Regions from separate parts of the Homo sapiens genome. Here region 1 is linked to region 2. Evidence: read pairs that join two places in POLR2A ChIA-PET (ENCODE). Cell type or tissue: MCF 10A. All regions are shown on one strand. Each heading gives the region's core, and the rest is flanking DNA. Links, peaks and the distances in the headings are about the cores only.

Evidence for each region. ChIA-PET counts read pairs that join two places held together with the same protein. Peaks named below come from ENCODE experiments on the same cell type or tissue, not always from the same donor. Only the 100,000 strongest peaks of a DNase experiment are listed, where the experiment ranks them.
Region 1: POLR2A ChIA-PET joins it to region 2 with 6 read pairs; 1 of 35 experiments calls an interaction of 5 or more read pairs at or near these places.

Annotation. Positions count from the first base shown.
Region 1 is chr1:209,161,525-209,173,354 of GRCh38, reverse strand. It overlaps the pseudogene LOC100652908. Among named protein-coding and RNA genes, the nearest start is that of LINC01696, 160 kb to the left of the region's middle. In MCF 10A, for the core only: no CTCF peak of the experiment used is centred there; a DNase peak (open chromatin) is centred at 4,954.
Region 2 is chr1:209,032,859-209,044,688 of GRCh38, reverse strand. The region is part of intron 1 of LOC107985255 (a long non-coding RNA gene); the gene reads left to right. Among named protein-coding and RNA genes, the nearest start is that of LINC01774, 66 kb to the right of the region's middle. In MCF 10A, for the core only: no CTCF peak of the experiment used is centred there; DNase peaks (open chromatin) are centred at 2,568 and 5,168.

The sequences.
Region 1 (11,830 bases), core at 1,222-9,221, 130 kb before region 2:
ATAACCCCGTGGGAAGAAGCCAACGCGCCCGCAGGACTGGCCCCGCCACCAGTGGGGGGTCTGGATGCTCCAGGACCCCAATGATGTCGCCATGGCAGAAGCTGAGCTGCGAGGGGTCCTGGGCTGAGAAGTCAAACTGGGCCTGGGCAAAGCAGGCCCCAGGTGACTTGAGCAAGGGCTCCTCGTCGCGCAGGAAGATCTGCCGCTTCTTGGCGATGGTGGTGGTGCGGTAGAAGTCGACCAGCTCGTTGAGGGAGTTGAACTTCTCCTCCCACAGGAAGTACTTCCCCGAGGCCTTGCGCAGCACCTTGAAGTGCTGCACCTGGTCTCCATAGCTAGGGGAAAGGACCCGGGGCGACCTCAGATGGTGGCCGTCCCAGCCTGGCATGGTCCCAGGGGGTCCCGTCTCACTACCACCTGGAACCAGCCTGTCTCAGGGTGGGACCTGGAGTCAGATAAGGTGCAAGTGGGAGAGGCCCCACTGACCCAGCTCCACATGGGGTCTGGGGAGTCCTATCTGGCAGTGGAATATGGGGTTAAGGGTGTGGGCTCTGAACCGGGCCACTTTCTCACTGTGTGATCTCATGCAAGTCTCTCGACTTCTCTGAACCTCAGTTTCCTCATAATGATAACATCTCCATTATGGAGAAGTGCACAGCGACTGGCATGTTAGCAACGTGAAATGGGTACCTCTGAGTGTGTCCTGATCAGAGAGCATCTCCTTCACATCTCTTTGCCGTTCCCCTCAGCTTGGACCTTCTCCCTGCTCCCCCGCTCCTCCCAGTCCCCACAGTCCCTTGGGGAGCAAGTCCTAGACTCATCCTGACTCAGACCAAAGCCTACTGCTGTGAGAGGAACTCAGACCTGTTGGATGTCTCATGTCCTCCCCCTCCCGTGAACCTTCTGTGGCTTCTCTCTTGGCCTCAGGGTAAACTCTTAACACCTCAGACTCAAGATCTGGCTCTGCAGTGGCACTTTTAATTTCCCTTAAGAACTTTTCCTTTGCATTCACAATTGGGATAACTGGCAAAAGAGCCCCAGCTTTCAGCCTATCTTAGCTTTTGACATGGCTTCCTCACTAAATTAATCATTTCTAGCTTTTGATTTAACATAAAAATGTGAGACTTGTTTTCACTTCAACAATTAGAGACCATTGTAGATTTATTAATTGGCCTAATTTTAATATTATTGTGTCAGGGATTGGGGGGCTCAAGAAGAGAGAAGGAGGGAGATGGGGGAATGATCAGGTGGCAGAGTAGTCAGAACACTCAACAGTTATTGATTACATTTACCATCTTACATGGGCACAGTTCATGGTTCCCCAAAGGAAGAATGACAATAGTAACATCAAAGATTACTGATCACAGATCACTGTAACAGATATAATAAAGATGAAAAAATTTTAAATATTTTGTAAATTACCAAAATGTGACACAGAGACACAAAGTGAGCATATGCTATTGGAAAAATGGCACCAATAGACTTGCTCAATGCAGAGTTGCCAAAACCCTTCAATTTGTAAAAAAAAAAAAAAAAAAAAAAAAAAAAAAAAAAAAAAAAAGCAATATCTACGAAGTACAATATATGAAGCACAATAAAACAAGGTATGCCTGTTGTCATTTATGACCTTATCTAATTCTCTCTAATAAAACACATGTTCCTCAAAGGCACGGACTATGTCCTGCTTATTTGTCTTTTTTAATCTTCCAGTGACTGTCATAGTAGGTAATCATTACATAGTAGGTGAATTGGATTTTCATTAGCATTTGGATTTCTAATTTTGAAGGAGCATGATCTTTCTTTTGCCAGTTTTAAGTTGATTTGAAAAACAAATACATGGGAAACATCTGGATCCATAACAGCAACATTCAAGTGCTAGATGGAAGGTCACATGGGAAGAGCAGCCCCTGACCAGAATGCTGGCCAGGGATAGACTGTTTAAATGGGCTTGGATTCTGGCTCCTTTGACTTCTTTTCCTTTCCTCTGAAGAGGGGTGAGCTAGAGTACCGTGAGATGTGACTTATTGAACATTACCCTGTGCCTAGCACCTCATTAGCTATTTTACATCATTAGCTTGTTTAATCTTTGTAATCTCTTCATTTAATCTTTGAAGGATACATTATTCCCATTGCATAGTAAACAAAGACATAGCAAGGTCAAATAACTTGTTTAAAATCATATAGTGAACAAAGATTTTGACTCAGATACTGGCTCCAAACTCATGTGCTTGCCCATTCTACTATGCTGACTCCCAGACTCAAGCTAGAGAATTCTCTCAGAAAGGAATACCCAAGGAAAACATGCAAGATGCAGCACTGTGTTAAAGATGGAATTTTTTAAAGTCTCTTAAGAATAGAATAGATGGACAGCAAGATGTAGCAATGGGTATTATGTCTGTTGATTCTCACAGCATTTGAGGCAATTTTGATTATCACCAGATCTGGAAGCCACTGCTCTGGTAGACAGAGTGTGAATATGGTAGTTGGAAAACTATGGTTCAAAGCCCATCTCAGCCACTGACCAGTTAAGTGAAGTTTAAGTTAGTTATGCAAACTTTATCAACTCAGTATTCTCATCTGTAGAATGGAGAACATAATTCCCTCTAGGATGTTTATTTTAAGAATAGAAAGAAGGAATTAAATGTGATTACATGACCATAAAAGAGGAAAAATTGATACCATGATGCTTGAGACACAAGCAATTAGAGCACCCTTTGAACATGTTTTTAAGATATCTTCTGTTTTATTTCCTAAAAGTAACCAACTCCAGATGATAAAAGATGCTATTTTAATGCATGTCTATGGCTGGGCATGGTGGCTCATACCTATAATCCTAGCCCTTTGGGAGGCTGAAGTGGGAGAATTGCTTGAGTCCAGGAGTTTGAGACCATCCTGGGCAACATATTGAGACCTCATCTCTATAAATAATTTAAAAAATTAGCCAGGCACAGTGGCACACACCTATAGTCCCAGCTTCTTGAGGGGCTGAGACAGGAGGATTGTTTGGGCCCAGGAGGTTGAGGCTGCAATGAGCCATGATCATGCCATTGCACTCCATCCTGGGCAACAGAGTGAGACCCTGGCTCAAATAAATAATAATAATAATAATAATATAGTAATTCATGTCTATCTTTGTGCAAGAAGCTTTCCTGACCCAATCCTAAGCTCAGCGACTGCCCTTTCATGGTGTTTCTGGAGCACCCTATGCACACGTTCGTCTTTGTTCTGCCTCACCCTATAGTAATAGTATATAAAAGAGTTTTGTCAAGATGGCCCTGAGGCAGAGCAGGAGGGGTGGCAGTATTCCATTTTTAAAAATAGCAAAGATAAGGCCAGGCATGGTAGTTCATGCCTGTAATCCCAGGACTTTGGGAGGCCCAGGCAGGCAGATCACCTGAGGCCAGGAGTTCAGGACCAGCCTGGCCAACATCATGAAACCCTATCTCTATTCTTATAAGAATATCCCATCTCTATTCTTGTAAGAATACAATAATTAGCTGGGCATGGTGTTGTGCACCTGTAATCTCAGCTACTTGGGAGGCTGAGACAGGAGAATCATTTGAACTCAGGAGGTGGAGGTTGCAGTGAGCCAAGATTGTGCCACTGCACTGTAGCCTGGGCAACAGAGTGAGATTGTGTCTCAAAAAAAAAAAAGTAGCAAAAATACTTAATAATTTGCTTGAGACGATGATGTGATTAGTTAGTGGCAGAACTCAGGATCAGATATCAGAGCTAATGCAACTACACCAGGGAACAGCAACTTAGAAACTTGTCCTGTCCCAAGGAAGAGGTAACGGTCCAGAGGTAGATGAGATTGGGTTTTCTTCTCTTCTCTCTAATGTCCTTTGATTTCTTTACCCTGGTTACATGTAATGGCTTGGCAGAAACTTCAAAATTGAACTTGTGAGAGACATCACTGTTATTAACCTCTAGGCAATTACAGTAGCTGTCAAAGGTTTTTGAGCCAACATGCAACCTGACCCTTTCTAAATGACTTAGAAGTGACATTTTAATGAGAAAAGAAAGCAGAAGAGGTGGTTTTTTTCTAAACAGGAAATTTTTATGGAGAAACTGACACTGAATTTTACTGTCTATCCAGAGGGTATGTGTGAGATGAAGAGCAGAGCCCAAGGCTGTTAGCTTCTGTTTGTTACTTCTGCTCCCCTAGTCCCTCATCCACTGAAGCCTCTCCTGAGAAGTCACATAGAGGCATGCTAAGGAATTATTCCCCTAGCAAGACTTGGCTTATTAGTGCATTTGGGGTAACTAAATTACCAGCTCCAGTCAATCCCCCTTTTCTTTTTTATCTCTGGGCCTGGTCAAAGGAAATCTATGGGGCACAAATACTAAGCTTTTTAAAAAAGATGTAATTCATGTATCACAAAATTCACTCCTTTAAAGTGTACAATTTAGTAGGCTTTAGTGTACTAACACAGTTGTGCAACCATCAACACTATCTAATTCTAGAACATTTTCCTCACTCCTGAAAGAAACCCATATCCTTTAACAGTCACTCCTCGTTTTCTTCTTTCTCAGCCCCTGGCAATCACTAATCTACTTTCTTTTTCTACGTAGTTGCCTATTTTGAACATTTCCTTAAAATGTATTAAAATGCATAACGTTTGTATCTAGCTTCTTTCACTTACCATAATGTTTTCAAAGTTCAGAAGTTAGAGGAACAGTCTGTAAGACCACTCTTTCTTCTGATACTAATTGCAAGTTTGGTGATTCCCAAGACCATCAAGATAAAACCCCACAAAACTCACTGAAAGCTATTATGCTCATGATTATGGTTTATTACAGCTAAAGGATACAGATTAGAATCAGCCAGAGGAAGAGGTGCATAGAACAGAGTTCAAAAAAGTACCAAAAGCAAAACTGCCAGTTGTTCTTTACTCATGAGTCATGGACAGCTTTGGCAAGAATGCTTCATATTCTTGCCAATGCCATTAGTTTTCTGGTATCAATATGTGACTGTACCCATGGAATATTGCCAGCTAGGGAAGTACACCAGAGCCTTGGTGTCCAGGTCTTTATTGGAGCTTGATCACATAAACCTGGCTGGCTGCTCACATGGCTGACTTCAGTCTTCAGACTTTCTTTCTGGAGGTCAACTGATACCACATGCCCCAAAGCCCTCACCCTAAATTAGATTGTTAGTATCTGGCTGGCCCAAGGATCCCAGGCAAACAAAGATATTTTTTCAGACAGGACATTCCAAGGGCCTGGAGATTACCTCCCAGGAGTCAAGGGCAAATGTCAGACCATGCTTTGAGTGAAGTTAAATTGTTTACTACATAAAAGTTCATTTATGTTATATCCTGTATCAGTATTTCTTTCCCTTTTGTGGCTGATTAATATTTCATTGTAGGGATTTACCACATTTTGTTTATCCATTTATCAGTTGATGAACATTTGGGTTGTTTCAACTTTTTGGCTATGACGAATAATGCTACTGTGAACATTTGTGTACAAGTTTATCTGTAGACATATATTTTCAATTCTTTTGGGTAAATGCTGGATCATATGGCAACTCTTTGTTTAAGGAAATACCAAACTGTTTCCAAAGTGGTTGTACCATTCTACATTTTCATTAGTAATGTATGAGTGTTTCAGTTCTTCATATTCTTGCCAATGCTAGTTGCTTTAAAAAATTATTATTATTGGCTGGGTGCAGTGGCTCACACCTGTAATCCCAGGACTTTAGGAGGCCAAGATGGGCAGATCATGAGGTCAGGAGATCTAGACCATCCTGGCTAACATGGTGAAACCCCATCTTTACTAAAAATACAAAAAATTAGCCGGGCATGGTGGCAGGCACCTGTAGTCCCAGCTACTTGGGAGGCTGAGGCAGGAGAATGGCATGAATCCGGGAGGTGGATCTTGCAGTGAGCTGAGATCATGCCACTGCACTCCAGCCTGGATGACAGAGCGAGACTCCGTCTCAAAAAAAAAAAAAAGTATTATTATTATTATTATAGCCATCCTAGTGGGAGTGATGTCATATCTCATTGTAGTTTTGATTTTATTTCCCTAATGAATAGTAATGTTGAGCAAAGTTTTATTGCTTATTGTCCATCTGTGTATTTTTGGAGAAATGTCTGTTCAGATACTTTCCCCATTTGAAAATTGGGTCATTTATTTTTTATTGTTGAGTTGTAAGAGTTTGTTATACAGTCTGCAAAGAAGTCCTTTATCAGATATATGATTTGTAAATATTTTCTCTCATTCTATGGGTTGTCTTTTCACTATTTTAATAGTGTACTTTAAAATGCAAAAATTTTAAATTTTGATAAAGTTGAATTTGTCTGTTTCTGTTTTTGTCATTGTTGCTTGTTTTTTGGTGTCATATTGAAGAAATGCTTTCTTAATCCAAAGTCATAAAGGTTTATGTTTATGTTTTCCTCTAAGAGTTTTAGAATTTTGACTTTAACATTTAGATGTTTGCTCCAATTTAATTTAGTATATGGTGTGAGGTAGGGGTCCTACTTCATTCTTTTGCGTACAGATAAACATTTGTGTCAGCACCATTTGTTGAAAAGATGGCTCTTTTTCCGTTGAATTGCCTTGGCACCCTTGTAAAATAATATTAGTTTACCATAAATTTGAGGTTTTATTTCAAAACTCTCACTTTTATTTCATTGATCTACATGTCTTTCCTTATGTCAGTATCACATTGTCCTAATGATTATAGCTCTATTTTGTTCTATAATTCTTTTTTTAAATGGTTTTGGAAATAGGGAGTATGAGACCTCAAACTTTGTTTTGTTTTCAAAATTGCTTTGCTTATTCTAGATCTCTTGCAAATCATAGAATCCATTTGTCAATTTCTGCAAAAAAGCCAGCTGGAATTATGGTAGAGATTGCATTAAATCTGTAGATCAGTTAGGGGAATGTTGCCATGTTAACAATATTAGGTCTTTAGTCTGTGAACATGGCCTATTTTTCCATTTATTTTGGTCTTCTTTTATTTCTTTTGATTATGTTTTGTAGTTTTTAGTTTATAAATCTTGCACTTCTTCTGTTAATTTATTTGTATTCTCTTCTTTTTGATGTTTTTGTCAATAAAATTGTTTTCCTAATTTTATATGCAGATTGTTCACTGTGAGTGTGTAGACTGTACAATTGACTTTGCATGTTTATCTTGTGTCCTGTAACCTTGCAGTGGTTGTCTATAAGTACTAATAATTTGTGTGTGTTCATGTGTGTGTGTGCATGCATATATATTTCTTAATACTTCCCACATATAAGAGATAGTTTTATTTTTTTTTCAGTCTGGATAACTTTTATTCCCTTTTATTGCCTACTTTCCCTGGCTAGACTCTTCAGTACAGTATTGAATAGAGGTAGCAAGAGTAGACATCCTTGTCATCTTTCCAATATTAGAAGGAAAGCATTCAGTCTTTATTAAGTATAATATTACTTGTGAGTTTTCCTTAGATGACCATAATCAGGTTGAGGAAATTCCCCTCTACTCTTAGTTTGCTGTTTGTTTTTATTTCATAAAAGATTGTTGGGTTTTGTCAAATATTTTCTCTGCATTGATTGTAGTAATCATGTGGTTTTAAATTTTTTATTAATATAGCATATTGCATGGACTGATTTTTATATGTTGAGCTAACTTGGCATTTTTGGGATTTTTCCCATTTGGTCATGGTGTATACTTCCTGAGATACTTGTGAGGTCTTCCGAAATCATAGGCTCCAAGCTCAGTTGGACCAGAAACTCTCCTCAGGATCACTGAAACTGTCAGTTTTACCGTGCTGTTAAGTATGACAATGGTCTGACTTTACTGCCAGATTGTGTTCAAATTAAAATACCTCCAGCTGAGCTCCTTGAACACAATTACTATGTACTTTCATCTCTGGGCCCGAATACTGAGTGCAGTATGACACAAAGTTGACATGCCACAAATGATTTCCAATGAGTTAATTTATACATACATGAATAAGTTTCAAAATAAATTTCACCTCTTTGGAGGGCATCTTCTATAGTTCTGAGCTGTGGGAATTTGTGAGGTGTGGTTCGGAAGAAGAAAATGTACTACATGTACAACTTCTTCACTAAGCATTAATGATAAAATTCTACCTTATGATCATTCAGATTGATTTGAGAGGTAAAAAAAGCAACTGAATTCAGAAATTAGCCTTTTGTTAAATGGCCATTTTGTATATATCTGATTATGGGATAAAATTTAACTATTATTCTTCCTTTACATAGCTTTTGGTATATTCTTCCTTTACATAGCTTTTAGTATATTCTCTCAGCTCTGTGTTTGTGAAAATGATGCCAACCTTGACTACCTTTCTCCTCAATGACTTGCACTACCCATGGAACACATAAGTATAATGAGTATTTGTCAAATAAATAAATGTACTATAAATGCAGGTGAATTAAGACTAAATGGTAAAAAAAAAAAAAAAAATGGAATCAGTACAGCAGGCTCTTCCTTAGAGGATCTTAATAGTCTGCTATATTTTATGTTTAAGTCAATGACATCTCCTATTTCCATTTCTTCCAGGAAATTATTTAGAAATGATCTCATCTTCCCTTTCTTTCATTCCAAGTTCTGCCCTCACCCTATAGATCCTTACTCTTTGATGTATAGACCAGGTATCAGTGGCATAGGCATCACCTCAGAGCAGAATCTCAGGCTCCTCCACAGACCTAGTAAATCAAAATCTGTATTTTAGCAAGATTCCCAGGTGATTCTCATGTATAGTAATGTTTGAGAAAAGATTATCTAAAATGTTGCCATATGCTTGCTCTACATGCTTGTTTCACTATCAAATAAATCTTGGTATCTATAGGTACGGTTCAACTTGAGATAGCAGGAATCATAGTAGAAAGTTTCATCTCCTATTTAAAAAAATTAAATAAGCAAATAATTATGGAAACCCTATTGGATGGGGGGTAGGTGTTTTCTTTATGTGCTGTGAAGAAAGTGTCAACATAGTTGCTCCTTTTAAAAATGTGTTAGGCCGTTTTTACATTGCTATAAAGAAATACCTGTGACTGGGTAATTTATAAGAAAAGGGGTTTAGTTAGCACATGGTTCTGTAGGCTGTACAGGAAGCATGGTGCCAGAATCTGCTTCTGGGGAGGCCTCAGGAAACTTACAATCATAGTGGAAGGTGGAAACAGGAGCAGGTGTTTCATGGCAGAAGCAGGTGCAAGAGAGGGTAGTGGAGGGAGGTGTTACACACTTAATCAAATCTCATGTGTACTCACTCACTATTGCAAGGACAGCACCAAGCCATAAGGAATCCACCCCCCATGACCAAAACACTTTCTATCAGGCTCCACCTCAAACACTGGGGATTATAATTCAACATGAGATTTGGCAGGGACATATATTCAAACTTTATATAAAAAACACCTCAACGGTGGCCCATGAGGGCCCAAAATTCCATTACAATCATTCTTTTGGATTCTCATTCATTTGTCACATCAGGTGAGACAACGAGATAAACTGCTGTTATGTGAATTACTTTACCATAATTAAGAAAAATTGACATTAAATAGAAGAAAGTCCAATTTTGATGGGGGAAGAAGCAGTAAAAAATTCCTAGAGGGCAGAAACAGCAAAAGTGGTGGGGTTGGTTATAGGAACCTGTGGGAACAGTGCAAGGAACTGGGTATATTAGTTATAGATCTTCAGAGAAACAGAACCAATAGGATCAACAGAAATGTTTGAGAGAGGATTTATTATGGAAATTGGCTCACACAAATATGGAGGCTGAGAAGTCCCACCATATGCTATCTGCAAGCTGGAGAACAAAGGAAGCTGATAGCATTGCTCAGTCCAAGTTTAAAGGCCCAAGAACTTGGGAAGCCAGTGGTGCAAGTCTTAGAGTCCAAAGGCCAAAGAACCTGGATGTCCAAGAGTAACAGAAGATGAGTGTTCCAGCTCCAGAAGACAGGAAAATTCATCTTTCCTCTGACCTCATTGTTCTATCCAGACACTGAACCAATTGTTTGGTGCCTGCCCACATTGGGTGAGGGTTGATCCTCCTTACTCAGGCCACTGACCCTAGTGCCTCTTTTCTGTAAACACCCTCATAGACATACCCAGAAAGAATGCTTTACCATCTATCTGGGTATCTTTTAATCCAGTCAAGTTGACACCTAAAATTAACCATCACACTGGGGTTGCTAGAGCAAGAAGGAATGCTCTGCAGGAGGAGGTGAGAAAAAAATCCAGGATATACCCTGCATATATCACAGTGCTATATCTGTCTAGTCTTGCCTACTGAAAGCAATGCAATTATGGCTTTCTAACTCAGGCTTGATTTTTTCTTATTGAGAGCCACCCCAAGGATTCTTGTTATGGAACACTGGCAACAATGCAGTAAGACATCCTTTCTCATCTAATTCCTTTGGAGAGAGAGAGATTGATGGAAAACAATGCAAGCATCTTCTGGGCACAGATGGACAAGGCATTCTGCTTGGGGCAGCCGAGGCTTAGCACATTGAATACAGTTCCAAGAACCACATCAGAAATGTTTAGGGAATGAAAGACTTGGCCGGGAAATAGCAACAGGAGCTAAATATGGACTGGCTGACTAATCATCTCTGAAAGGGGAACCAAGCAATGTGGTAATGATCTTATGGGCAAAATGCTGTGGAGAATTTGCCTGGGCTGTAAGGGACAACATGAAGCAAATGTAAGGTGAAGGACCATCCAGGAAGAATGCCTCACGTCAATGGATTTGCAGGGGACTGACTCCCTCTTTCTTCTTCCCTTTCCCTAGATATTATACATTCCTCATTTTTGTTGTGTATGCACTTCTAGCGTAAGGCATCCAAGGAGACAACTCGAAAATTGCCTAAAGAAAGACCACATGGTGTGTGCTAACTTAAGCCGATGATGTGAATAGCAACACCTTGGCCTCCTTCAACTTTATGCACTTGATAGACAAACCCCATTTGGAGGTCTTTTTCAGAAAATTTTGGGGTCTGTAGGGAATAGACATGCCTTTTTCCTCATTTTGCTTTTGCTTACCAAGGTAAGAACAGTTAAAAAAAAATATATGAGTCTTCAGCTTGATTTTCAAGTCCGTGAAACAGTTCAGTGGGTTAAAGAGGCTTCAGTGGCTCTTTTACCTAGATAAGAAATTATTATCACGATGATACTTTTACGTTAATTGTTTTTCTTATTTTTTAATGGATTTGAGTTGACAAGGGATAATGTCTTTAAAAAAGAAAACACAAACTTTATTTGTGATTGTTTTAGTTCAGGCTATTATAACAAAGTACCATAGACTATGTCAACTTTCAATAATGAGATTCAGAAAATATGATTAAGTATAGAGTTTATTTGACCCCAGAGCTTGACGATGGCCACCCAGAAACATAGATTTAAGTTGCTGTGAATATACACTTTGATTAGCAGCAGTTACAAGTGGATTTTCAAGAAAAAAAGAAGAGGCAGTTCCTCTATTATTTACTAATAATTTACATAGAAATAACCTAAGCTATTGATTGGCTCTGCATTGTACTGTATATCACAGATTCCAGGAACATGAAGATAATGGGAGAGGCAGCCAGTCGGGGGCAAAGATGCCGTTAAACAGTCAGCCCTGGGCATGGACGTGCCCCCTCCTACTGAAGTCCTATATTCACATCTTTCTGGGCCTGGTAAGTTTTGCATACTTCACAGGGCCCAGACTGCCTTATTTATTTATTTTTTTTCTTAACTGGGTGGCTTATAAACAACAGAAATTCATTTCTTACAGTTCTGCAGGCTAGAAGTCCAAGATCAGGCTGCCAGCATGGTCAGGTTCTGGTGAAGGCTGTCTTTCAGGTTGCAGACTACCACTTTCTTGTT
Region 2 (11,830 bases), core at 1,528-9,527:
TCAATATCTTCTTGCCCCTAAAGGTCATAGGCTTTCTTCAGGGAATGATTACAATGTCTTCTAAATCCTCTTATCAAGTTCTCATGATCACTAAGAGCTTTGTGTCCTTTGAGTATAGGTAGATTTTTTTTTTCTCTTAAGTCATCGCTTTATTCTTGTTCATGTCAAAATAGACCTGCACCTCTTTACCTCCACTTGGTTTCTCCTGATGTTTTTTGGAAGTACATCGCAGGAGTTTTCTCTTCCCATGTGGATAAATTCTCTGTTATCTGCAAACTTGAAAATTTAACTGGATATTCCCTCTTGTTCTTCATTGGCCAAAACTTTAAATATCAGTGATCAAGAATCTAATATCTTGGTGATCCTACTCTTAGCATTCTGTCATAGCATGCCCATTTATTTTAATCCTTTCATTCCTGGATCGATGCCAGTTCCCTAGCTACGAAGAAAAAATATCTCTTTAATTCTGTGACGTTGTTAGGAAAAAAATATCACTTAGTATATAATTTAGTCAAAGGCTTTTTGAAAGTAGAAATAATTGCATCCTTTAATTCTCTTTTCCCAAGTTCTAATTTATTTGTTCAGAAACACCACAAGAATGAGATAGCTGGACCCAGCTGGATGAAGAGTGGATCCAGCTGCCAGTATGACCAGAAATGCATTGATCAGTAGAAAGGACAGGAAAAAGGAGGCCAAGGAGAGGAAAAGGTAAAGCAGGGAGGCCTAGAGTTTGTAGAGAATAGAGAAAGTGAGTGAGGTTGACCAGGAGACAAATAAGGTAAACCAGCGTCTGAGGAAGACGGTGCCCATGGGAGCAAGCCTGATAGAAACTGACAAACAGCTCAAAGATAGGGGGTAGATACAAGCAGTGGGAAGGAAGGACCTGGGACAGTGGCTATTTTCTGCCTCAACTGCATGGATCTCTAAGGTTGACTTCTGAAGGTACAGAATTCTTAAATAAGGCTTTTCTTTTGCTAAAACTGTGCTACCGTATTTTAACTTTACTTCATTCCCTGTTGAATGATTCTACCTTTTATTATATAGCCAATAGATGCTTAGTAGATACCTATGATTCATAGATCATTGCAGAAAGCAGAAGAGATGCAGAGAATGAAGTTCTCCTCTGCCCTTAAGGATCTCACAATCTAGCAGGGAGGATAAGACAAATCGTCACAAAAGTTGAATATAAAATACACCAGAATAAATGCCACAAGAAAGGCAAAATCAAAACGTCTCATATGCTGGCATTTCTGTTTAGAAAGTCCTTTCTACCATTACCATCTCTGACTGTCAAAATATGGCTTACCTTTCCAAATTAGCTCAAATGCCACCCATCCTCTGAAATCTTTTCTGATTACCTCCCTCCATAGCCTCTTGTTTATACCTTTTGTTTATATGCTATGTGCTGGGGAAGTACAAGGATTCCAATTTCCTGTATGAACATGACGGCCATTCATCCTGGATATTTTTGGACAGTTTGAATTTTATGTAAATATATATTTTAATATAATGAATTGAATATTTATATGATTTAATATTTCAACCTTGACACTTGATAGACTACATGTTCTGACCTGATCTTTGGTTTGGACAACGTGGTCATTGTGGCGAGAGGCAGATCTCACGTTCACCTAATATGACTACTCTACCAGTATTTACAATTGGGATCCATTCTTATTCACTGGGCAAAATCTGTTCTGACAGGACAGAGCCCATGTCATATAAGTTAACTATTTTGAATATCACTCTAGGCATATGACAGTCATGAAGTATAGATTGGGTTCAAAAAAGTAGAAACTTATACACTAGGTTAGAGAATAGAGGCTGTGAAGGGTTTTGTAGTGCCATGAATGGTTTTGTACATGTCTGCTTAGATAAAATGATTCAGTGGTCTGTAAACTCAAAAAGCCCTTAGCAACCTAGCCTTTCGTTTGCATTTATGTATGTTCATTTATTCTGTTCAACAAGTACTTATTGAATCCCTATGTGGGAAATACTGCTGTTTACCAAAATCAACTTCCTCCTCCTGGGCACAGCTATATGTTTTTCCACCTTCTCTGCGATTAGGTGTAGTCACGTGACTAGACTGTAAAATGATATAACTGAAATGGGGAAGCCCACTGAGTGACCTTGAAAACCGTTTAATATGGCAAAGTGGCCATCCTCCTGGATCATGAGTAACTATAGACCAGTGTGCCCTCAACTCCCACCTACCAACATGGAACAGTTAGTGAGCAGAAATTAAACTTCTATTTTACTAAGCAATTAAGTGCTTGGATCGATTTATTATTGTAGCCTAGCTATATCAATTAGGATAAGCTAGGTTATAATGTGGTTTCTTAAAAACCCAGCGGTTTAAACCACAAATGTTTCTTACTCATATTACTTGATCATTGAAGGTTGTCTGAGGAATCTTCTCCACTATGTACCCACTTTGTTACCCTCTCTCTGGGACCCAGACTAATGGAGCAGCCACCGTCTGCATTATTACTGGTCAGTCTGATACAGAGAAAAGAGTCCTGGAGAGTCTTACATCAGCCATTGCACAATCAGCCTGAGAGTCACACACGTCATTCCTCACCCACAACTCATTGGACAGATTTGGTCATATGACCCCAATCAAGGACAGAAAGTACAATCTTACTGTGCATTTAGAGTATCATTAAAGACCACCACACCAGCCTAACTGGTCTAAAATAGCCTATTATGTGCTAGACTCTATGCTAGATGTTGGCATTTAAAGATCAATATGTCATGGCCCCAAATTTATAATTTTACAATACATTGTTTTTTTTTCTTTTTTCTTTTTTTTTTTTTTTAGTTATACTTTAAGTTCTAGGGTACATGTGCACAATGTGCAGGTTTGTTACGTATGTATACATGTGCCATGTTGGTGTGCTGCACCCATAAACTCGTCATTTACATTAGGTATATCTCCTAATGCTTTCCCTCCCCCCTCCCCCCACCCCACGACAGGCCCCAGTGTGTGATGTTCCCCTTCCTGTGTCCAAGTGTTCTCGTTGTTTAATTGCCATCTATGAGTGAGAACATGCGGTGTTTGGTTTTTTTGTCCTTGCGATAGTTTGCTGAGAACGTTTTTTTTTTTTCTAACCTTGTGGATGGATACCATCCAAATTCGTTGATTTTTCTATAATATTTTTGAAACAGAGTACATGTATTATTAATTAACTCATTTATCCCATCAATAATACATATTGTCTCCATTTACTACATATACCTCTCTAGGAACAATTATACAGTTGGCATGGATCTTTCCCTCAAAGAAATCAGAGTGTAGGAAATGGTTTGTTCTCATACCTCCGACCTATCTCTATTATATGTCTCCTGGGCCATTTTCTCAATAAAACCAAGGCAGACTTCATTTTGTTGCTTTGCTCTTACCATGTGGGAGTTGAGGATTAAGCTGGCAGAATGGGGCCTCTCCTGCCCATGGCACAGAGACAACTTTCCTGCTGAACCTCTACCATTTGGTTCTTAGGCCCTTGGCTTGTCTTGAGGTCCTGTGAATCAGTTCACACATGACATGGGCCTCCACCAATACACCAGAGAAACAAAAGGTAGGGCAAGGGCTGAGAACCATGTATGTTGCTCAAACTCATCCTTCTTCAGGTGCCAAGGCTCTATTTATTTTGGAGAACTTTGTTCACTTGAAAATTTCTTTGAAAGGTAATAAAGCAATGGTTTTAAAATTGTATTCTACAGTGCCAAAGGATTAAGAGGAAGGTGTTCCAGAGACAGCTCAAGCAAGAAGCTCCACACCTTCTGCCTCAGTTTCAGCCAAAGCAGCTTTATTACTGACGGATTTATGTATTGGAATTGTACATATGAGTCTATTGTTAGAAAGGTTTCATTACTTTAAAAGATTAGATGATCTAATGAATTGCTATTTCAAAACATTGCTGGGAGCCCAAGAGAATTAACAAAGTCACCTCCCTCACAGATCCCAGACCAAGAAATCTGGAAGGGATTCCGAATCATACAGCCTCTTTCGAGTGAGTAATTCACTAGGACATTAGGAAAGTGCACAAAGTCTCATAGACTGTACCCCATCCCCTCAAGACCCTGAGTTCCCTAAAGGAAACTTTTAGCCCCGTGCTTTGCACACAGTCAAAGACATAAGAGTGACTGTAGAATGAGCAAAGGAATGACTCAGGATTAGCCTTTTGTATAATGCATATAAAAATCAAAGCTCAGAGTGGTGAAGGTTTTGGCCCAAGGTCATAAAGGAAAAACAATGGCAAAGTTAGGATAAAACTCTGGGATTTTTTACACTGGATTGTGCCCCATTGACTCTTCAACAGCAATAAAAATGTCCAAAGTCAGCTGGGCGCGGTGGCTCATGCCTGTAATCCCAGCACTTTGGGAGGCCGAGGTGGGTGGATCACGAGGTCAGGAGATGGAGACCATCCTGGCTAACACGGTGAAACCCCATCTCTACTAAAAATACAAAAAAAAAAAAAAAAAAAAAAATAGCCAGGCATGGTGGTGGGCACCTGTAGTCCCAGCTACTTGGGAGACTGAAGCAGGAGAATAGCATGAACCCAGGAGGTGGAGCTTGCAGTGAGCCGTGATCATGCCACTGCACTCCAGCCTGGGTGACAGAGTGAGACTCCGTCTCAAAAAAAAAAAAAAAAAAAAAAGTCCAAAGTCAACTTCTCACTTCCTAACCTTTGCTCTGTCTCCAAACTCATCCTAAAGATGTAACACAGAGACAGTGCAAGTTCCAATTCAAATGATCAATGGTTTTTTCTTTCTATTTCCATTAGCACAAGATTTGAAAGAAGTCCCCCCCTTTTTTGTCCTCCCTTCATCCCTTTAGCTCCCACAAGGGCAGGGGTAGACGCTGTCCAGCAGCAGTGATCTGTGGGTGTTGCTGAGCTGAGGACAGAGGAGACAGTTTAAGGAAGACGAAGCCTGGCTAAGGTTAGGCTCTTCCAGTTTCTCCTTCCTTTGTGCCTTGCCTTTTTTTGCATCACTGATGTTATTTATGGAATGCCAGCATGTTTCTTTTTTTAATTAAAAAGAGGAAATATCGAGTCTCGTATAAGAACAAGAGTGATGACTCAATAGGGCTGCTCAGTGCCAAATTACTTCCTGTAATCGCATGTGTAGCAGTGTTTCTTACAGAAGCAGGCTTTGGGGCTCCTGGTGAGATTGCACCCGGGCTGCCCACCTGCCCAAGTGACTCATTCCTAACAGCCCAGGATGTCTCACACATTTAGTCATAAACTCTGGCCTGATGAAACCAAGCTTACCCAATCTTGCTGATCTATAAGCAGGGAAGGGGGATAAGCTAGCAGGGATAATATAATTTTTGGTTGAGTCTTCTTTCAGGTAAAATATTAGGTTTTTCAGGCATTGTAACATATCAGAGGATTATTATTTTTAATAATATAAATCACCTTGAAACATATCTATTTTAATTTCTTCCTGTTACTGGGAAGGAAACTAAGACCTAAGTCAATTTGGAGAGTATTTGACTATCTACTATATAGAAAGGATTGTGCTCAGCCTTCGTGGGCCAAATGACCTTTCAAGGTCCACAACATATGGGTGACAAACAGAATTAATTGCTAAATATCCTCATTCCCATACAAATCTCCCTTCCACCATATGAATCTAAAGTTTGGGTTATTGTCAGAACTATCTTGCCAGTCTAGAAATTCTAGACTGATATGTGAATGAGTATGTGTGTGTGAATGTGTCTGTGTGTGTGTGTGTGTGTTAGCTATGTGCCTGTAGCTAGGAGAGGTATATTGCAATCCAAACTGGAAACAGTAGACATAGAAGGCAGCATGTCAGAACTAGAAGACATGCCCTTTGGATTTATAGAAACCTAGTTGTCAATTTTGGTCCTTCCAACTACCATGTAACCACGGCTCAGTTTCAAATCATGTTGAGCCTTACTTTTGTCCTATAAAAATATACAGTAAAATAGGTTTGATGTTTACCTAAAAAGAGTATATGCAAAGTATATTAATCTTCCTTTTTGTTTTCTTATGCTTTGACATCTTGGGGACTTGCTGGTCCTGGAGGGACTGTTCTGTAACCCATGACTTTAATCCAGTCACCTCTATTCTATTAGGCTCTCACATTCCTGGCTACTATCTCTGTTCTAATCACCCTGGGGCCAGATACCAGACTAACAGGAACAGTCCTTCTTCCCCAGAACCTATTAAAATTATTCAGATGGGCCAATCCTAAGCATCCTTATCCTGCCTCACATATTTCTTCCCACGGAAACCACAATAAAGGCTTTTGCCCACGTTTTCCCTTCATTCCCTCTGCCTCCTGAGCTACCTTGGTGCCTTCCTGTATGTCTCCTTCCCCACCTGTCCCTACCCCTTAATGTGGCATGCGCCTTCTTTGGGATCTGTGAGTAGCAAACTCTTTCCACTGGTAGTCATCTCCCGATCTGTTGATGTCGCCATACCTGAATGATAATATAACCTATATTCAAAAGCGGAGTACTGACAAAGCACTTCATACTTAAAGGTTCTCAAATTCTTCCATGTAACATAATGAATTAATGACTGCCTATGTGTGAAGTTTTTGAGTATACAGATATGAATAATACCCACTTTCAGCTTTCAAGGGAGTACTGAAAATAGCATCCTATCAGAAGTGTGGGTGGGGTATGGAAATGTTTCTATGACAGATCGAGGACATCAAATGACCTGCTTCAGGACACACACCAATTCAGAGTTTTCTGACCACCAGCCCAGGATTTGGCTTTCAGTGGGATCTACGGCTTCTTTGAGTAAGACTTTGGATTTTGACCTTGGCCTGTCTGCAGCCAAAAGTATGCTTGGTTGCCCCAGAAACAGTCCATGTTAGCCTCCACCTCCTACTCTGGGGTTTTGTTCAAGTGGTACTTAGACAAAATATTCATTTCTTCTTTGGCCTCCATTCTACATTCCATATTCATTTATTTTCAATAAACAGTTTCAGATTCCTCATTTTTCCCCCTAAAGCTTACAAATAAATTTTTCTGTCTTGCCTTTCTTGCTGCATTTACATAAAAGCCACGCTGAAAAATTTATAGCAGTAATGGAAATCTTGGGGAAAACAAAATGCTCTGAGAACAAATGGCTGCTTTAACCCTTTGCTAAAGAGCAATGAGTGCCAGGCTTGCAGTGCCACAGGGCAAACAATTCCATGGGGAAGAAACACACCTGAAGATACCCAGCTTACCTATAAAATGCCAATAATGGAATCAATTGGAGGAGGGATCCTTATGACTTTATTCATCAAATTCTTTAAGTCTATATTCTCTTATTACAGAAATAAAAGTGAATTTAATTGCTAAGTTTTGAAGTAGTTGTGTAAATTCTATGAAAGTTTACTGTTTGAAAATATTGGCAGGGTAGAGTACAGCTTAAAGTAAAATATGATGTCATGGAAAATCTGAATAGCAATATTTTATAAGGATTACAACTTAACCGCTTGAAAATATATTGCATACAAAAGAAAAGACAATAATTCCTCCTATTATCCAATAAACATTTAAGTATCTACTATGAGTATCTACTATGTGTCTGTACCTTGGGATAGAGAGAATCCAGTGCACTCTTTGCCTCCAAGGAATATCCAGCTTGGTGTTCATTAATAGAAAATTGCTGCTAATAAGCCAAATAGGTTAGTAAAAATAGGTTTTTATCACATAATGTAGCATAAACATGAAAATACTTGAGCACATGAGAATTAATTTCTAAATGCCTGTAAGTAAAATTTTTAATTTATGGTCTGTTTAGTTTACAATGGTTTCATATTTTAGGTTGAATCCTCATTCACTGAGAGACATGATTCAAACCTTGTAGTCAATCCAATCACACACATGTAAACTACCATGACAGAATTGCCGCAAGTCCATGTTAGGAAAGATGGACTCATTTAGGCTTTGCTGACAGCCCTGGCATTGTTACTTCCAGGCCCTAAGAAGGAACATAAGCAGTCTCTTGTCATTTAGTCACTTAAAGCATCCTTTTCTTTGGGCAAATGGAATGGGTAGATGTGAAGATTTTTAAACTCTGAAAGAGATATGAAATAAAGGCTTCTAGCTCCTCGGCCAAAAATTTTCAGATTGTTAAAAAAAGAAAAATTGCTGATGTTTAGGACTTTCCAGCTTAGTTGCCTCAATCTTCCATCTTTTCCTCTGCACTTCCCCACTCAATACCCCAACTTTTAACTCTGTGTTCGATATAATCTGACAAATTATCTGCCCTCACTGGAGATAGTTGCTGGCACCTAATGTGCTGTGTGTATAGGGTGCGGCAGGATTTGAGTGCTGTCCTTCCTCTTCCACTGTTTAGATGAATTCAGACTTTACCTGGAGGCCTAGGTTGGGGATCAACTTCAGCATGTACTAAGGAGCAGGCCAGCTAGGCAGCTACCCAGGCAACAAGTGTATCAGGCACACTGTCACACTCCTACAAATGTTACCAGATGCATAAGTGGCATTTAACAGAATACTTGTCTGGGATAGTATCAAATGTGTTTGGAAGAAAGATGACAAGACGCCTGGAATGAGCGTAGACATGAACAATAGACAGTTGACACACAACCTCTAAGAAGGGATGCACATGACGACAGAACTTTTTTTTGCTTGGCGGATTTCTCAAGTTTGCAACCAGGGCTGAATTGTCCTGGACAATAGGAAAACACATTGAGTGCTGTCTTTGGTTTAACTTCTCCATACTGTCCAGTCCAGCATGCAGATTTTCCTCTATGTAAATGCTGAACAAATATTTTAAAATATTAGCCCCTGTGTTTTAATCTACCCCTAACCATAAAATTAATCACTTGGAGGCACGGTACTATTTTAGTGTCCTCAAATCACATGGATTTGGCCTTATAACAACCGCAGCAGCAGCAAAATAATGACTATTGTTTCTTGACCTCTTCCTTGGTCCTATACAAAGCAATTTGGGGCATAGATTCTGGACTCAAAATGCCTGAGCTCAGCTCTGTTGTTTACTGATTGAATAAACTTGATCAAATTACTTAACCTCTACATACCTCAGTTTTCTTATCTTTAAAGGGGAGATAATAGTACACTACCTCATACAGTTGTTGTAAGTATTAATTGAATCAGTAAATGTAGAGTGTTCAGAATGTTCCTGGCATGCAATATGACTGCTTACTTTTATTTGCTGTTACTATTTTATATATTCCACACAATAACCCTGAAAGGGAAGTACTATCCCCATTACATGGTTTAAAACCTTAAGGCTGTGGAAGTTAAACAATTGGTTCAAGATCCAATTGCTGTTAAGTGACAGAGCCAGGATTTCATGGGCCATGCCCAGGGCTCCCACTGCCCTGCACAGGCTCAGGACACTGCTCCCTGCATCCCAGCCACTCCAGCCCCAGCTGTGGCCCAAAGGGACCCAGGTACAGCTCAGGCTGCTGCTTTAGAGGGTGCAAGTCATAAGCCTTGGTGGCTTCACGTGGTGTTAAGCCTGCAGTTGCACACAGTGCAAGTGTTGAGGCTTGGGAGTCTCTACCTGGATTTCAGAGGATGTATGGAAAAGCCTGCTGCAGAGGCAAAGACCTAATAGAGAACCTCTGCTAGGGCAGTGCAGATGGGAAATGTGGGGTTGGAGCCCTTACATAGAGTCCCCTCTGGGGCACTGCCTAGTAGAGCTGTGAGAAGCGGGCCACCAGACCAAGAGCTCCCCAGCAGTCTCCCAACTATATATATCCTCCTTTTTGGTGGAGGCTCTTAGGATATGCAGAATCTGCACCTGGAAAAGCTGTAGGCACTCAATGGCAGTCCATGAGAGTAGCCACAGGGGCTGAACTCTGCAAAGCCACAGGGGTGAAGTTGTCCACAGCCTTGAGAGCCCTCCTCTTGCACCAGTGTGCCCTGGATGTGAGACATGGAGCCAAAGGGGATTGTTTTGTAGCTTTAAGATTTAATGACAGCTGTGCTGGGTTTTGGATTTGCATGGGGACTGTATTCCCTTCCTTTTGGCTGATTTCTCCCTTTTGGAATGGGAGTGTTTACCCAATGCCAGTACCTCCATTGTATCTTGGAAGTAACTAACTTGTTTTTGATTTATAGGCTCATAGGTGGATGGGACTTACCTTGTCTCAGATGAAACTTTGAACTTGGACATTTGAGTTAATGCTAGAATGATTTAAGACTTTGGAAGGCTGTTGGGAAGGCATGATTTTATTGTGCAGTGGGAGAAGGACATGAGATTTGTAGGGGACCAGTGTGAAATGATATGGTTTGGATCTGTGTCTCCGGCAAATCTATGTAATTGTAATTACCAGTGTTGGAGGTGGGGCCTAGTGGGAAGTGATTGGATCATGGAGGTGGATTTTCCTGAATGGTTTATACCATCCCCTTGATGCTATTTTTGTGATAGTGAGTGAGTTATCACAAGATCTTATCTTTTGGCCGGGCGCGGTGGCTCATGCCTGTAATCCCAGCACTTTGGGAGGCCGAGGCGGGCAGATCATGAGATCAGGAGATTGAGACCATCCTGGCTAACATGGTGAAATCCCGTCTCTACTAAAAAAAAAATACAAAAATTAGCCGGGCATGGTGGCGGGTGCCTGTAGTCCCAGTTGCTCGGGAGGTTGAGTCAGGAGAATGGCACGAACCTGGGAGGCGGAGCTTGCAGTGAGCCGAGATGTGCCTCTCACTCCAGCCTGGGCGAAAGAGCGAGACTCCATCTCAAAAAAAAAAAGATCTTATCTTTTAAAGGTGTGTGGCACCTCCTCCTTCTGTCTCTCTCTTTCTCCTGCTCTCTCTCCCTGCTCTGTCCATGTGAAGTTCTCGCTCCTTCTTTGCCTTCCGCCACGATTATAAGTTTCCTGAAGCCTTCCCAGTAGCCAAGCAGATGCTGGTACCATGCTTCCTGTACAGCTTGCAGAAGCATGAGCCAATTAAACCTCTTTTATTATGAATTACCCAGTCTCAGGTATTTCTTTATAGCAGCATGATAATGAACTAATACATGAGTGAACAATGACCTCATTTCTCAGTGCCCACAAACTGCTGGGATATAAGCTGTATCAATCCTCAACTGTCCCAGCCTCAGTCTGGTGCTTCTCAAGAAATCTGTCCTTGAAGCCTCAGTCCCACTTGGTCCTGGGCCATACATTGAGAAGCCATGCCCACGGGAATAGCTTTCAGAAACAACTGGTATGTTTAGGTCCATTTTTTCTATTGTTTTGGGGTGGATTTCGTTTTCTAGTCTAGTAGCAATTGCAACATCTCCTTTATCTATCTAACTTGTTCTTATTTCAATGACCTTTGGCTTTGGTCTCTGTCCCACCCGTCAGTGCCTACAGTGGCTTCTGAACAGGCTGGGCCCCTGCTCATCTCTCTCCCTGAGGCATGGGTATACTTTTCTGGCCTCCACTCTCCTTTGCAGAGACCTGCACTCAGCCCCTTTCCCTGACTTATCTGCTTACTCCTCTTGTACCTGAGCCCTTCCTGACTTCACCTGCCTCATTCCCTCTTCACCCAAGCCATGGCATATGTTCTCTTGGAAGCACCATTCTGTTTCATCACTATCCCTTTGCATATTTCATTACCCTGGAATGTACTTTCCACCTTGTCTACCTGATTACTCCTAATTGTCCTTGAAATTATCATCAAGGAAGTCTTCCTATAGGAAGTCTTCTCATATTGGGATGGATGTTCCTCCCCTCTGCCTCCACCGTAGTTTTATAGTAGATCATGCTTGTTTTTTTAGCATGCCTATCTTCCCTAGCAAGCTGTGAGCTTCTTCAGGTTGAGACAGTGTCTTTTCATACCATTGGCCTCTAGCACAGTGCCTCAAGATATTAA